Regions from separate parts of the Homo sapiens genome. Here region 2 is linked to region 1. A link is an interaction called in ENCODE POLR2A ChIA-PET data of the cell type or tissue named here. Cell type or tissue: OCI-LY7. All regions are shown on one strand.

The links. ChIA-PET counts read pairs that join two places held together with the same protein. Peaks named below come from ENCODE experiments on the same cell type or tissue, not always from the same donor. Only the 100,000 strongest peaks of a DNase experiment are listed, where the experiment ranks them.
Region 2: POLR2A ChIA-PET joins it to region 1 with 6 read pairs; 2 of 35 experiments call an interaction of 5 or more read pairs at or near these places.

Annotation. Positions count from the first base shown.
Region 1 is chr11:19,431,250-19,433,749 of GRCh38, reverse strand. It overlaps a transcript of NAV2 not described here. Among named protein-coding and RNA genes, the nearest start is that of NAV2-AS5, 75 kb to the left of the region's middle. RefSeq lists a silencer at 1,162-1,362. In OCI-LY7, no CTCF peak of the experiment used is centred here; DNase peaks (open chromatin) are centred at 189 and 959; H3K4me3 peaks cover 1,635 bases; H3K27ac peaks cover 1,557 bases.
Region 2 is chr11:19,295,492-19,297,991 of GRCh38, reverse strand. The region is part of intron 4 of CSRP3-AS1 (CSRP3 and E2F8 antisense RNA 1); the gene reads right to left. Among named protein-coding and RNA genes, the nearest start is that of E2F8, 56 kb to the right of the region's middle. In OCI-LY7, no CTCF peak of the experiment used is centred here; no DNase peak of the experiment used is centred here.

The sequences.
Region 1 (2,500 bases):
GGTCACAACTGCAAGAAGTTAATATAAAGGCCCCAGTTAGCTTCAGGGGCCTAATCAGAGACTCCCCATGGAGCTAACATTCTTCAACAAGCAAGCCTGTTGCTGGCTCACAAAATGCTTGGTCCATACCACCGCCTTTCAGTTGAGCAGATGGGGGTTTTGATGTAAATTGTGCTGGCATTTGCTGCTCTGAAAATAGATTTGTTTTTGCCTCCTTCCAAATTCAGTCCTAAAAAGCAATAGTCAACAAGTTTCATTTCCTCCTTTTAGGCAGGTCAGCAGGACCAGATATCTGTTTGCTATTAAAAGGCACAAAATAAAGCCAAGGATCTCATGCTTGCGGGGCACCTTGGGCTTTACCTTGTTGGTGCCCCATCAAATGCAGAAATTTCCTCTAGAGAATTCCAGGTAGAGCATCCTGTTCTGCTTGCCCTCTTTGATGGGGAGCTCACCACTTAATGAAGTAACACATTCTAGTGTTAAAGAGTACTTCCAGTTAGAAAGCTGAAACTGACCTCCACAAACATTCCATTTTTCAGTCCTGTATCTGCCCTTTAGAGGCATCCTCTCAAAATATAGTGCCATCTCTACATATTGACCCTTCAGGCATTTGAAGACAGAATTGAAGTCTGAACTCTTATCTTTTCCTTGTCTCTGCCCCAAAGTCCTCTATACAGCATAACTCCCAGGACTCTTCCTCAGAACATACTCCAGCTTGTCAATGTCCAGTGAAAACTGAAGTGACAGGAGCTGGCCACAGTTTGAGCAATATGGAAAGGAATGGGGTTAACATCAGTGCCTTCAGGACACTGTGGTTCTGGGTGAGCTGGACTCTTGTGTTTGGGTTTGAGGCATTTTGAAAAGTAAGAATTGCCTCAGAGGACAGCAGCAGCTCTCCTCAGCTGCGGTAAGAGTTATTGGGGAGATTCAAATGAGGGTAAAGAACACAAGAACCTGGGCCTCACAGAAACCCTGGAATGGATTAGTACTGGAACATGCTTTGAAACCTGCAGGGAAATCTAGAATTCAGTGCAGTCTCCACTACAGGGACACCCTAGCTGTACCTTGGGGGCCCCAGCTCCTTCCTGGTTGACTTCTGCTGCTCTCCATACCACCCACTCCCCCACTGCCTCGCTCTCCATGCTCCATGTCTTCTCAGTGGCTGCTTCATCCTGGCTTTCACCTCCTCACTGTCCATGACGCCTTTTGGCTTCTGCCTGCCTTCTTGTGAGTGTGCCATTTGTGGTTTTTTTCCCAACATACTCTCTATGACTTAAATTCAACACTTCCACAGGGAGAGAATATGATCTTTTCCCTTAATCACCACCAACTCAGTCATGAAATGTTTTAGCTGCAGTTTGTCCTAGCAGCTGCTGATCAGCCTATGGGTTAGTTCAAATGCTCTCCCCTAATCAATAAACATCAATTAACAATGATGACAGGGGTGGGCCACAGGAGAGGAAAGTGGCAATTTCTACAGAAGGATTCTGGGTTTTCATCACATTCACAGAATGTGAATTCAAGCTTATCAATGCTTTTTTTTTTTTTTTTTGGTCGGAGTTTTGCTCTTGTTGCCCAGGCTGGAGTGCAGTGGTGCAATCTCAGCTCACTGCAACATCCACTTCCCGGGTTCAAGTGATTCTCTTGCCTCAGCTTCCCAAGTAGCTGGGATTACAGGCCTGTGCCACCACACACAGCTAATTTTTGTATTTTTAATACAGACAGGGTTTCATCCTGTTGGCCAGGCTGGTCTCGAACTCCTGACCTCAGGTGATCGGCCAGCCTTGGCCTCCCAAAGTGCTGGGATTACAGGCATGAGCCACCGCACCCAGTCTTATCAATACTTTCGACAACCAGATCACACTATGATGTATGTTGGAAAATGTGATGTGTGTTATGGCAAAATCCAAAAGCTGTGTTTTTCCTAGCTGCTGCTAAGCCAGCACTCTCTACCTTGCACCTATATGTGCAAATCTTGGCTTACTATATTTCATCTTGATAGACTCTACAGAAGGTCCCAGTCCTGCAAATTTGCTCTTAATCTAAATTCTATCTTCCGACACCAGGCATTTGTTTGTTTGTTTGTTACTCTCTGCTCTGTAAATTCCAAAGGTTCCTTACAGCCCTATCAGAACCACAAGGAGAGGAAGGAGACCAAGAAGGATGGGGTCAGCACCCAGCCCCAACCTCACTTTGGCCAGAAAAACTGTTCTAGTGCAACAGAATTCCAGGTAAGAGTTTCTTGGAACAATATTTTCTGAAACAGAAATAAAATTTGAAAACCATGGAGGCAGGGTCTTTTTGTGGCTTCTGTGCTCAGTGGTTGGTCTCATTTCTCAGCATAGCATGCTTGCCCACCCCCAGGACCTCCTCCTGCGGCACACTAAGATGGGTACACTGCAGTGCCCTGTCACACTTCCAGCTTCAGCAGTCGTTAAACGCAGCAAAGAACTAGAAGAATGACTGCTTACCTTCGCTTACCTTCTTGCTCCAGGAAGCA
Region 2 (2,500 bases), 140 kb after region 1:
TTCTCAAAATTATCAAAGTATCAAAATAAGGAAAGACTGGAAAATTATAACTAAGAAGACACAACAACTAAATGTAATCTGATATGCTGGATGAAATCCTGGAACCGAAAAAGGGACATTCATGGAAAAGCTAGTGAAACCTGAATAAAGATTATAGAGTTTAACTAACAATAGTAACCTGTCAATGTTTGTTCCTTAGTTTTTCTGAACGTACTGTGGTGATGTAAGATGTTAACAATAGGGAAAACTAGGAGAGGGGAACATGAGAACTCTTCGTATTAATTTGTAAATTTTCTGTAAAAGTGAAATTATTCCAAAATAAAAAGTTTATTTTTAAAAAATCTCAATGGAGGCACTAGATGCTATTGTCCTTCCTGTTGAATCTTCTCTGAAGAAGCAAAGGGAATATTTTGTTTTTAGCCAGGATAGTCAATTTTTAAGCCAGGGGCAGGAGCTTCTCTGCTTCGGCTCATAAAACCCCACACCAGGTTGCCTGGTGGTGAGAGCCATCCACCTCTTCCCATCCAGAGTCACTCTGCCTTCTCCCCATCAGCAGCACCACCTGGCTCTTTGAACTCAATAAAGGCATCCTTTATTGTGCATCCAGACAGCTGAGGGTCAGAGGGCAATGGCAGCCTCATCCACTGCTCTCTTGAAGCCTGGCTGGTCAGATCCCCTCTGGGCAGGACCACTGCTGGGGCAGGATTTCCAGTGCTCCCAGTAGATATAGATAAAGAAGCATGGGTGTATGTGTGTGTGTGTTTGAGTGTGTGTGTGTGTGTGTGTGTGTGAGAGAGAGAGAGAGAGAGAGAGACAGAGAAAGACAGAGAAACAGAGAAAGAGAAAGAAAGAAACAGACACACAAACGGAGAGAGACAGACAGACATACAGGGAGACAAACACAGCTGATCACTGAGTGAGGACATTATGGTGAGTGACCTGAAACGGGCTCCTAGAAATAATCTCTCAGTAGGGAAGCATCAAATCCCTTTGGAAACCAATGAAGCAGGAAAGTGGTGTTGACCAATCTATTGTGCAGGCCTTTTTTATTATCAGTAAATAATGAAAGGCTGAAACTGTCCTATTACCAAGACTAATAGTTTCCGTGACTCTCTCCCTCTCCACACCCCACCCTCTGCCGGCTTTTGGTGACCAATTTTTTACCCTGCATTCTGCCTCTGATAACACAGTAGTCCTTTCTCTTCCAGGCCTCTCTCCTTCCATCCTCCTTCTCCTCTTTGTCTGCCTTAAAGGATTATTCTGCTTCCCAAATGTGGACACTCACATTGAGGTCTCATCCCTGCCTGCATTCTTGGAAGCAGCCGTAGCCCACAAAGCACAGTCCCCCCAGGCCATGCCTCCAGGGCATCTTCAGGGCCCAGGTGGTCTGCTGGCTCCGGTACTTCTACAATGAGTAGAGTTATACAATAAGTACAATCAGGATAAAGACTAGACTCCCAGCACTCTTCCTTCAGAGTAACATTGACACATTTACTCATAAAATGAATCTTCCCTTCTCAACTGATTCTCAACTGGTTTATTTAGGGAAGGTGAAGTTTCCACTCAGGAAACAAAAATAACATCAGAAATTTTAACAGAGATCATTTAGTGTAAATCATTGCTCACCAGGAATTGGAGAACTGAGATGGCAGAGAGGATAATGCTGAAGTTTCACAGAGATAACTACAAAGTGGCTATGCCACCATGGCTGGAGGAACAAAGAGAAGAGTCTAGGGCAACTAGGACCTAGAGACATGAAGGAACCCTTCACAGAGATGGAGCCCAGGCCTCTGAGGAAGGTATGCCAACAGGCCAGGGCTGGGATCACCAAGGAGGGACAATGGGACTGGTTCTGAGAGTGTGGAAAAAAATGAAGACTGGAGCCAGCTGCTCCGCTGAAATGAACTGCCACTGCCAAAGCAAAGAAGCATTGTTGGAGTGATGCTGGCAGGAACTGGAAGCAAACAGGAAGAGGCATATCCCTTTTCTCTTCTCCAGGAAGCAGTCTCCACATAGCACCTTCTAATAGCGGAATCTGATATGGATCCATTTGGCAAAAGGAAAAAGGGTTTGCAGAATCCCATCCCAGCATCACAAAGCTGAGTATTAAACAGTAGGTGTGAATTTGAGGCACAGTAGCAAGAAACCAATGGAAAGAGAAGGAAAAAGAGTATACCTGTATAAATGTACAACTTATCAACTGACTGTTTCATAGCTAAACTATGTGAATGTATATTCATGCATGAATACATCATGTTTTAATGATAACCCCCAATTTCAAATAATAATATCTAGTATTTACTGAGACTTTGCCAGGTACCAGACAAATGCTAAACTCTTCACATGAATGATCTAATTTATAAGAACCCAAAAAGGTAGATAGCAAAAAAATCTTAATTTTACAGATGTGAAAATTAAGACTTAGAGAGGCTAAGTTGCATATGATCCTCAGAAAGTAGTAGAGTCAAGACCAGACCCCGTAAAGTTCATGCACAGTCAC